Regions from separate parts of the Homo sapiens genome. Here region 1 is linked to region 2. A link is a contact called in ENCODE Hi-C or POLR2A ChIA-PET data. All regions are on one chromosome and are shown on one strand. Each heading gives the region's core, a stretch centred on a gene start or an enhancer-like site at or near the end of the contact. The rest is flanking DNA. Distances are from core to core; before and after follow the strand shown.

Region 1 (5,623 bases), core at 2,019-4,518, 81 kb before region 2:
AAACTGAGGTACACAGAAAGAGAAGTAATTTACCCTTAAGGTCACAGAGCTGGTAAGCAGAGCACAAGGATACAGACCCAGTCAGTCCAGTCACCTTTTCATGGCAGTAAAAGATTTCCCAATAGCCTCGTGAATTACTCAAAACTGCACTTGGCAGAGAGACAGACATCGGCATCTAACTCTGGCTCCAGCAGGAGCACAGGAGCTCATTAGTGCAGCAATTCTCTGAACATCTCTGAACCTGACCACTCTGAACATGTCCACTCAAGAGGACACTGCAAGAGACATCTCTAATAAACTGCCATTTCTCTCCAGGGAAAAACAACGTGGTACAATGGAAAAAGTGTGTTTTGTTTGCTTGGACACAGGGTCTTACTCTGTCATCCAGGATGGTCTCAAACCCTTGGCCTCAAGTAAACCTCTTGCCTTGGCCTCCCAAGGTACTGGGATTACAAGATGTGAGCCACTGTGCCTGGCCCAAAAAGCACGTTTTTTGAATCAATGTCCTAGACTGACATTCTTGCTCCACCATCTAACCAGCTTGTCACCTTGGGCAAGTTACTACTTTGCTCTGAGCCTCGGTTTCCTCTTCTGTAAAATGAGGCTATCACACCTCCATTAGAGGGCTGCTCTAGGACTGGAGAGGATATATACATAAGGGGCAGAAAACAGTACCTGGCTGAGTTGGAACTCAACACTGCTCTCTTTTCTATACTAGTCTTCTGCCTTGGGACAGAATCAAAGAATAAGCATTCCCTGTGACCTCAGCAATTCCCAAGGAGACCTTCAGGAGATAAGGATCAGACAGAAGAAAGCAGACCCTGAGGGATATTCAGGCAAAGAAAATGAACTAGAAACACCTAGAGAACAAGAGACAGTGTGTGTTTAATGAACTTCCTAACTCTGAATGAATGAATTGACAAATGGAAAAAAAGAAAGAACAGGCACTTTCCATCAAAAGATACCAGTCAACAGACGTGAGGATTAATATAATTTTATATTGAACCTGACACAGAAAACTGGTCTTTGAAGATTCACTTTGATACTGAAAGTAATCTACAGTGAGGAGAATTTCCCCATTGCTCTGTTCTCATATTAAGTAATAAACTGTGCAGTTCTCCCCTCTCTTTCCTCAAGGGATTCAGAAAACCTTCCAGAAAACAGAAGCATTTGACTTGAAGGAAAGGCAACTAATATGGCATATAGAAACAAACTCTTCATCCTTTAAAAACAAAAAAACCCTCCATCATTTCTATAATGTCTAGCAGTTTCTGGCATACAGCAAAATTATTATTATTTTAATAAATAATTTCTTTTTTAACTCCAGGCAACTGCTTTTTGTCCAAAACATGCTACGTATTTATTCTATCGAAAAGCCTAATCTTTCCTGCTTCTTCTCCAGAAGCATTCTAACATAACCTCTAATAATGAACATTATGTTTGGTATATGCTGTGTCTAATCTTCTCTCACGATGACATAACTTGCTCTTCAGACCTCCAACAATCAGCCCAAACCAAACTCCTGAATTTTTCCTCCCTCCTCGTCTGTCCCAGCCCCTCGGTTGCTTGTCAGTAGACTCAATTACCACCATCTTCTGATCTGAATCAATTTGTTAATCTCCTTCCTCTCAGGCACAGTGCCTTTTACTGGAGATAAACATGCAAGCAAGTTCAGTTCACCCAGAGCCCTCCACATCCTCTCCCTCCAAGCCTTCACACTCCCAAAGGGGCCCAGAAAAAAAAGAAAGAAATGATATGGCAAAATCCCACTCTATCCACATCACCTCAGGGGGCTTGTTTACCATAACTTTAGACCAACTACCATTTTTGGGGAGAATCTGAAAGAATATTGTTTATGGGCTAGGTAAGAGCTAACAGAAATGGCAGTTTCATTCTTCCAATATGAGACAAGCGTCTCTGTGTGACCCAGCCCTAAAACTCACAAACCTAGACTCCTCAAACTCCCCATACTCCAGAGTTCAAGGATAACCTGCCCTCCATTTTTCCTTATTGTTTTCCATATAAAAGTCACTCGTTGTTTCCCCTCCAGCTTACACCTGGCTCCTGAAATGACTCCTCTGAATCCTCTGAGAATCCTCAAAACATGTAAAAGCCTCATTCCTTTTAATGCATGTGCAGAGCGGTGATGGTGTGAAGACGCTGGCACTTCAAACGTGAACGTGGCACGAGCCCTGCCCTCAAGGAGCCCACAATTTTCCCTCAACTCTAAAAAAGGATGTCCTCCCTGGACAGTGTCTGTAAAACACAGTGACAAAGTACTTCATAGCTCTGGAGAAAGAGCGAGGGTGGAAACAGACTTTGCCCTTACATTTGACGCCCAGTAACCATAACAACCGATGGTTTAAGTAACTATCAACCCACTGAGGGGCTAAGTTTTCCAAAAATCGTTTTCAAAAGGGGAAGACTCCCCTGCACCAACTCCCATGGCAGCCGTACGCTCTAGGCAGCGTGTGGTGCAATGTGGCCAGCCGTTCCCCGCCTTCTCCGGTTCCACCGTATGGTTTCCGTGCTCAGCAGCCAGCAGCGACGGCGTCCACGGCCACACCGCCTCCCCGCAAGGCACCTGGCGCTAGGCCTCAGCCCAATGTCACTTGTTAACCTTCCGATCCCCCGGATTTCGGCACGCCGCCGCCTCCCTGCTAAAGCACACAAACCACCCCACCGCCACCCGCGTTCTCCAGGAGTTGGAGAAAAACCACCGGGGCGCATACAACCTCTGACAGATTCGAGTAAAAGTAACTGCGGTTCTCGACTTTCAAGCATTTCGCGTCGCCGGTGAGGGGGGCGGCAGGAACCCGGGGCCCCATTCATAAAATTGCAAGCCGTTTTCCTCTAGTTTGCGCGTGACGGTGCCTCCCTGCCCGGGGCCGGGGACCGCAGGCTGAGGGGACGGGGCCGGCAGCTCCTCCCGCCGGAGTCGAGCCCGAGCCATCCGGCGGGGCCCCGAAGGAAGGGATTGCCCGGGGGTGTCGCGGGTGGGCGTCCCCTTCAATACCTGAACCATGACAGCGGGGTGGGGGGCCGAGCCCCGCCACGCCAAGGGCCGCCGGACCCGACCGGTACTTTGAAGCCCGCGGGGTCGATCCGCGCCCAGCCCGGGCCTTATCCGCGGGGCGCTCCCTCCACCGCCCCCGCCTGGCCCTGAGACTGCTCACCCAAGATCCGCTGGCTGCCTCATTGTACTATGCCGGCGCCCGTGCTCCCGGCCGCGCGACTCCGGCTTCGGCTGGGGCACCGGCCGCGGTCCTGCTGCCCTGCCGCCCGCCCGCCCCCGGGCACACGCCGCCCCGCCCCGCCGGCGGACCCGCCCCGCGCCCGCGGCCGCCGCCGCCAACCAGAGGGCGCGGGGGCGGAGCAAACGGCACGCCAGGCCCAACCAATCCAGTTCTACCGCGCGCCGAGGTGAGGCCGCGGAAATGGGGGAGCGATTTGTCAGGTCTGTTAAAGGGGCCACCGCCCTTGGAGCTAGGGAGAGGAGTGGTGGGGAGGGTTACCTGGAAGAGCCCCAGGTGAGGGGGACAAAAGCTTCACTCTCCCAACGGGGCTGCACACTGTCCCCAGCTCTTTGCACTTCTTAATTTCCTCTTCCTGCAGTCTAGCAGCAACAAGTGCCCTTGAGACGAGGGCTGGGGGTTGAGGTGGGGTGACTGAGGCGCGGAGAACCAGGGGTATCCCCCTGGGCAAATTCACTCGATTTGCATTTTAGAGGGCCATCAGACGTATCTATCCCCATCCAACTGCAGACATTGATTTAAAAAGGCAAATTCCCAGTTTCCCGCATTATGTACTTCCCCCACCTGACTACCACACTACCACATCCTATCCTGAACTAACTCTGTTACTAGTTTTTTTGTTTGAGACGGAGTCTCGCTCTGTCGCCAGGCTGGAGTGCAGTGCCGTCATCTGGGCTCACTGCAACCTCCGCCTCCTGGGTTAAAGCGATTCTCCTGCCTCAGCCTTCCGAGTAGCTGGGATTACAGGCGCGTGCCACCATGCCCAGCTAATTTTTGTATTTTTAGTAGAGACGGGGTTTCACCATGTTGGCCAGGATGGTCTCGGTCTCTTGACCTCGTGATCCGCCGGACCCAGCCTCCCAAAGTACTGGGATTACAGGCGTGAGCCACCGCGCCTGGCCACGAGTTCTTAGAGCTTAGAACTTATATAGTATTAACTACTCATTTTTAGAGAGGCAATATCTGAGGCTCAGAGAGGTAAAGTGACTTCTCGAGGTAAATTCTCACTTAGAATGAGCTTCCTGGGATGGCAATGCCCATTGTGCATTTATCTTCTGCGAACCTGGGTTGGCTGGCAGAAGCACTGGCACATAGGGAGAGTTCCCCCTTCCCCCGTAGTCCTTGCCCCTCTGCACTTCCCACCCACCACAAGAAAGGACCAAGACAACAAACAGATGTGTCAGTGTGTCTCCTGCATTAGTGGGTCCCAAATGTCAGATCTTCAACGTCAGATCATCCTGGAGGGTTTTAACATGAAGATCTCTAAGTCCCACCCCAGAACCTGTAATTCAGTAAGTCTGAGATGGCCTTCGACACCCCTCCCTCCAGGTGATTCTAATGCAAGTGGTACAAGGACCACACTCAGGTGCGTGTTTTGAGTCTATCATAGTCATGAAATTCAAATTCAATTGGCAAAATGAAAGCCAAACTCCTTTCATCCTCAGAATTAGTAATATGGTTGGGAGACTTGCTAGTAAGGGAGGAGGTCACCTACTAAGACACTCATAACAGAATAAGTCATGCCAAGAACTGAGTGTAGAAGGGCACTGGACCCAGATGAAACAACATCTGAAAGATTGAAATCCTCAAGCAGGAAGAAGATTTGATGCCTCAAGCAGAGGGAAGCCAGGCTAGTTCTCTGACCCGTGAGACAGTGCATAAATATCTTAATGGCAGACACACTCCGGCTCACCACCAGGCCCAGTCATGATCCCAGAAGAATGCCCTGCTACTCTGGTGCCTCATTCCAATGCCAGCAAGCCCTGCCTACCCTCCTGGCAACATTCCTCTCCCCTTCCTAGTATCCCAGACACCTGCCTGACCCAGAAGTCATTGTCCTCAGACTTGGAGGTCAGCCCTCGCCCACTAGATCTTGCAGGTCAGCTGCCTCCCACACAGATCTCAGGCTCTTGGAATGGCCTCCACACAATAACCCTGTTTGTGCTGTGATTTCTGATGGATGTTGTGTTGCCAGGGACAACTCTGCACAAGGATTGATCAGCCTCATGAGAATGCAGTCTCTGGGCTGCAGGCATTACTGCCTGGGATCACCACTTGCTTCTGTTGCCCTTCCCAAAGGAAAAAGAATTCATGTCCCAACAGAAGAGGTTTCCAGTTGTGGTTTTCTGGAAATGTGCAACAAAGGCAGTTACCAATGGAGACACAGCCTGAAGCTCTCCTTGGCCACATCTTCAGCCCCCTGCCTCAGGGAGAGAGAGAGAGAAAGGGTAGGGGCCCTGGAGCTGCCCCTTGCAAAGGTCCTTGGAAGCTGGCAATGTGCCTCTCAGAGTGCCCACCAACCTCCTTTCCCTACCAAGCTCCACGTAAGCATTAAATTAATTAATACACTACCAACCAGATCTCAAACT
Region 2 (5,773 bases), core at 2,335-4,834:
ACAGGGAGAAACCCCGTCTCTACTAAAAATACAAAATTAGCTGGGTGTGGTGGCACATGCCTGTAATTCCAGCTACTCAGGAGGCTGAGGCAGGAGAATCGCTTGAACCGGGAGGCGGAGGTTGCAGTGAGCCGAGATCGCTCCATTGCACCCCAGCCTGGGCATCAAGAGCGAAACTCTGTCTCAAAAAAAAAAAAAAAAAATTAGCTGAGTGTGGTGGCGGGCGCCTGTAATCCCATCTACTTGGGAGGCTGAGGCAGGAGAATCACTTAAATCCGGGAAGTGGAGGTTGCAGTGAGTCGAGATTGCACCACTGCACTCCAGCCTGAGTGACAGAGCGAGACTCCATATCCAAAAAAAAAAAAGAGAAAAAAGAAAACAAGAAGAAAGGCTGAAGCTACTGGGGGTCTCCAAAGCAAAACACTCGACGTCCAAGACCTTGGGGAACCCCAGCCACCAGGGCCTGTGTGGGGAGCAGGTAAGGGTCACCGGCTGGGGTCAGTAAGCATTCAAGAAGCGCTCGTTGACTACATGAATAGTAAATGTGACCCGAGGTGACTTTTTAAGGGTGGTGGGAGAGAGGAAGCCCACAGCGCTGGTGTAAGAGGTGGCACCCCTTTTTTGGCCTTCTTTGCTTCTTCTTTTCTCTGCCCACTCCCAAGGCCCCATCAGTGATTCTAGGGGGCATCCCCCAGGCTGGGGCACTGGAGACCCTCACTCACCAGGGACAGCTTTCCGGACTTCACTGTACACTGTCTCTGTGTCCTTCTTTCCTAGATCTGGAAAAAGGACCAGGCATAAGTTAGTAGCTGCCTCTGGGAACGAGGTCAGTCCACTGCAGTCATAGGAAAAGGTCTGAGGCTCTGCAGGCAAGGCTGTACCCCACCACTGCACCCCACCAGAACCAGGTCCAGAAGCACCCAGAGACCTTGTCATTTCTGATGTTAGAAGATCCTGGCTGGGCAAGGTGGCTCATACCTGTAATCCCAGCACTTTGGGAGGGTGAGGGGGGCAGATCACTTGAGGTCAGGAGGTTGAGACCATTCTGGCCAACATGGCGAAACCCCGTCTCTACTAAAAATTCAAAAAATTAGCCGGGCATGGTGGTGCGTGCCTGTGATCCCAGTTACTCGAGAGCTAAGGGACGAGAATCGCTTGAACCCAGGATGCAGAGGTTGCAGTGAGCCAAGATTGCGCCACTGCACTCCAGCCTGGGCAACACAGTGACACACCACCTCAAAAAAAAAAAAAAGAAGAAGAAGAAGGTCTTGGTCTAACGAGCGTCACTCCCAGTCTGGGAATAGGAGGTCAGCAGGCCATTGTGGAGCAGGGCCACATGCACCAGAGGAACCCTGGACCTGAGGGGCCACGGATGGAGAGGCCCCCAGCAAGGGCCTGCAGCCTCCAGCTTGCTGGCCCCACTCCTCTTCCCCTGCCACCGTGACCCTTGTCCAGACATTCTGCCAGGTCCCTCAACGCAGGGTTGGGCTATGGCCTCCCAATCACCTGAGAGCCCAGACCCCGGGATCCAGAACGAGATCCTGAGGTCTGGGTTAGAGCCTGGGGGTTGTCAGTGACCCTAGGAATAGCTGGGACTGAGAACTCTTACAGGGATAGACAGCTGGGCTGGCTGTTTTCACTGCTGGCTCCTGGGCCTCACTGCAGCTTCTGGTTGGATTGGTCTGGGGGGGTCCCTGGTGCTGGTTTTTTAGGATCTCCTCAGGGGCCCTAATATGCAGACAGGGCTGAGATCCTCTGGGCTAGACCCTCTCAATATGGCAGCATGATGACTGACCCAGGGTGTGGCGTATACCTGGAGGAGACTCAAGGGCGCCCTTCCTGCCATCTGTTTACCTTACACTGGGGTATGGGCACAGGATGTGTATACAAAAATACACACACAGCATATACACACGCACACTCATGCACACAATGTGTATACATGCTATGTATACCCTCATACAGTGTGTAGGATGTGTCTACACACATTGTATACACACTGTATGTACAAACATGCAATCTGGGTGTGCACACACTCATGCACACAGGGTGTGCACACACATACATACCCACCAACCCTGAGGAAACAGGATGGAACCTGGCCACTTCCCAGCTCCTGTCACCTGCACAAAGGCCCAGGAAGCCTCACTGTAGAAAAGAGCCTGATGTCGTGTGGGCCACTGTTCTCCTTTTACAGATGGGGAAAGGAAGCCCCAGATAGGGTAAGGGGCTTCCTGTGCCATGGTCAGTGCATTTCCCTCCTCGGAGTGAATGGCTGGGGTGTGACCCTGGACTCTACCTGCACTGAGATGCCCTTGTCTCACCATGCTCCAGGGACACCCCACTCTCACTTCCTGGCCCCACACACACTCCTCCACAGCCAGCACTGCCCTTTCTCCTTGCCCCATTTCCCCACGACCCTGGTGGAGCTTCACGCATGTACCAACACACCCACACTCACTCTCCCTCTGTGCCCTGGGAAGTTACAGGGCCCCCTGAGCTCCACAGCATGTTGGTGACATTTGTCCACAACACACCGATGTGACTTGTTCCCAAGTCCGTCTCCCTGGCAGACCCCGACCTCCTATGGGGTGACAGCTGGGGTCTTGGACATGTCCCATTCCTAGGCTTGCTCAGCTGCCTGGGGGCACCTGTCCAAGTTTGAAGTGACAGTAATGGTGGTGGCTCCTGTGTCAGGAACCATTTGTGAGGAGAAAGCCTGGGGGTGGGTCAGATCCCTACAGTTGAACTTGGGGCATTTGGGGTGACTAGGGCCTTACACTGACTTCCCCAGGGCACCAAACAGGATTTGGAACTCAGTAGAGTGGCTGAGCTACCAGGGCACCACACTGCTGGGACAGCAGAGATGCCCACACACCCCTCACTCTCTTTCTGTGGCACCAGATGTGGGGGCCTCAAGGAAAGCTGTAGGGATCCCCAACCCTATTGGGGGATCCTCCACATCCCCAAGACACCCTCTGCTTGATGTCAGGCCTGGCCAAATCACTCACTCAGCAGAATCCTAGACACCTAGTGTGAACCCCGCACTGTGGAAGAGGAAAGGTGATCGGGCCTGGTCCCAGCTTTCAGGAGCTCCAGGCTGCGAGGCAGACAGGTGCACAAACAACGCAGACACTGCAACAAATGCTATCAAACACCATATACCAGGCGCATGGTGGGGTGGTCACGGCCAGCTCACCCTCCGACCCAGGCCCACAGTGGGGGCTGGGGCAGGTGAGGAATAAATGGAGGGAGAGGGCTTGGTGTTTGGGCCTGGGGGTTTCTGCTTCTTGGTGGAGCTTCTAGAGTTGCAGCTGCCCCCAAATCTGCCCAGTTAAGTGATGGGTGGGCAGGCAGAGTTGCAGCTCATCACTACCTCTCCTCCCCACCCACTCCACGGCAGCAGCTGCTTGCTAATGAGTAAACCAGGCTGGCAGGCTCTTTGTCTCTGCTGTCAGGGATGTTTCCGGATGGGGCTTTATTTTGGCTTCTGTTTTTCTCTGTGTTAACAGAGAAGGAGATGGCTTCAACGTCATGGGGTTTTCCCAGCAATTAGTCTCAGAGCAAACATGCAGCAAACCAGGATTTACTGAGTTCCTTCCTGCCCCTCCTCCACCCCAAGTGACCACTTGGTCGGCTGCCACTAGGGTCAGAGCTGGATGTGGTTCCCAACCCCTCCTCCATAGGAGGAGGAAGTCTTGAGAGCAGGGAACTGGCTTGGTCAAGACCAGGTCAAATGTACTCACCACTGGCCTTGTACCCACAAAGCCCCTTTTCGTACCTGGTAATACCTGGCTCTCCACCCACAGGAAGGCAGAGAGGGAACACCTGAGGCTCAGGCCTGACTTCCCACACTGCTCCTTAGCTGCCAAGGAGGAGGACGGGTCTAGAAAACTCAAATTGAATTCCCAAAAAGCTCTCCATTGCCCCCAAGTGACCCTCTTTACGGGTCTACCTGGACCTCTGCAGCCCACACAGCTTTTGTGCAAATGGGGAAAGAGGGACCAGTTAGGTGATGGCATCCCTGCAGCTGCACAGCTTGGCAAGGAGGGCACATGCTGACCGCCTCTGCTTCACCCAATCCTGGAGGGTCTCGATACCTCCTTATTTTTAAATTTTTTGTAGAAATAAGTTCTTGCTTTGTTGCCCAGGCTGGTCTTGAATGCCTGGGCTCAAGTGATCCTCTCGCCTCTGCCTCCCAAAGTGCTGGGATTACAATACCTCCTTCTTGTCCCTTCAACCCTTCCCCACCTTTGAGCAAGAAAAAGAAAACCAGGGCCGGGCGCAGTGGCTCATGCTTGTAATCCCAGCACTTTGGGAGGCTGAGGTGGGCAGATCACTGAAGGTTAGGTGATCCCTGAAGGTTAGGAGGGCTTTGCTGCAGTGTGTTCCTGGCTGCCTCTCAGGCTGTCCCTCCACAAGGGAGGGTCTGTATGTGCTTGTGCTGCCTGCGTAGGGCCTTAATCACAATTTGTTATCTCAACGAGTCAATCACTCTACAATGAAATAAAGAGGAAGAGGCCAGGCCTGGTGGTTCACACCTGTAATCCCGGCACTTTGGGTGGTCAAGGCGGGTGGATCACCTGAGGTCAGGAGTTGGAGACCAGCCTGGCCAACATGGTGAAACCCTGTCTCTACTAAAAATACAAAAATTAGCCGGGGATGGTGGTGGGCGCCTGTAACCCCAGCTACTCAGGAGGCTGAGGCAGGAGAATAGCTTGAACCCGGGAAGCAGAGGAAGCAGTGTGCCGAAACTGTGCCATTGCATTCCAGCCTGGGCAACAAGAGCAAGACTGTCATAAAAAAAAAAAAAAAAAAAAAATGAGGAAGAGAGCTTCAGGCCTGCCGCGTTCCCCACCCCTCTCAGGTCCAGTCTAGACTTGGAAGTGAGTTGTGCAGATTGGGCAGTACACAACCCCCGGGGGCCATTCTGTTGGTAGGCTATGGGAATGTGCCCCAGTGGTGCAGCACACAGCCCAGCGGCTCTACGGGGCATCCCTGTAAGGAAAGTTCTGTGCATACAGCTGCTGACACTCAGCCCAGGCTCAAAAAGAGAAGACAAGGAGAAGTCCAAGACTCCTCCCAGATCATGGAGCAAGGGGTGATTTCAGGACCCCATTGCCATGTGGTCTGGCTAGTGGCTGGCACGGCCTGGAAAACTGCACGCATTCAGCCTGCACAGTCAGGAAAACTACCCCAGGCCTGCCTGGCTAGGTGGATGCAGCCTGGGGTTAGCCTCAGAGGAAGGGAGACAGATGGCAATGATCCCAGGGAGCTTCCCAGCTGGGCAGGAAGGTTCTGAGACTGCTTCCTTTGAGCGTGCAGGAGCCACTGTTTCCTTTGAGCATGCAGGAGTGTGCAGTGACCCCCGGGGACTGTGTACTGCCCAATCTGGGTTCGCAAAGGAGGAGGACAGTTAGGAGATGCATTTTTAATTTTTTTTTAGACGGAGTCTTGCTCTGCCACCCAGGCTGGAGAGCAGTGGCTTGATCCTGGCTCACTGCAACCTCTGCCTCCCGGGTTCAAGCGATTCTTCTGCCTCAGCCTCCCCAGTAGATGGATTACAGGCATGCGCCACCACGCCCAGCTAATTTTTGTATTTTTAGTAGAGACAGGGTTTCACCATGTTGGCCAGGCTGGTCTCGAACTCCTGGCCTCAAGTGATCCACCTGCCTTGGCCTCCCAAAGTACTAGGTTTACAAGTGTGAGCCACCGTGCCTGGCCAGGAGATGCATGTTTTTTATGGTGCCCAAAACAAACGAGATTGATGTTC

Evidence for each region. Hi-C counts contacts between places; a loop is a spot of excess contacts on that map. ChIA-PET counts read pairs that join two places held with the same protein, here RNA polymerase II (POLR2A). Pooled maps may share reads with other maps.
Region 1: a pooled map shows a loop between it and region 2 (2.3-fold over the local background). The contact joins the promoter of TEX2 here to the enhancer-like site in region 2. A Hi-C loop is called at or near these places in 1 of 168 maps with a recorded cell type or tissue (Ramos) and 2 of 50 pooled maps. POLR2A ChIA-PET finds 5 or more read pairs at or near these places in 1 of 52 experiments (activated naive CD8-positive, alpha-beta T cell).

What each region holds. Positions count from the first base shown.
Region 1 is chr17:64,259,992-64,265,614 of GRCh38, forward strand. TEX2 (testis expressed 2) reads right to left here and starts at 3,269. Exons shown (of 12, transcript NM_001288732.2): 1 at 3,177-3,269. RefSeq lists a silencer at 2,857-3,466.
Region 2 is chr17:64,340,912-64,346,684 of GRCh38, forward strand. It overlaps PECAM1 (platelet and endothelial cell adhesion molecule 1), which reads right to left. Exons shown (of 16, transcript NM_000442.5): 14 at 723-779. Among named protein-coding and RNA genes, the nearest start is that of PECAM1, 47 kb to the right of the region's middle. Within about 2 kb of position 3,585, at least 21 of the 41 ENCODE cell types and tissues checked have a DNase peak (open chromatin) inside an H3K27ac peak, as active enhancers do.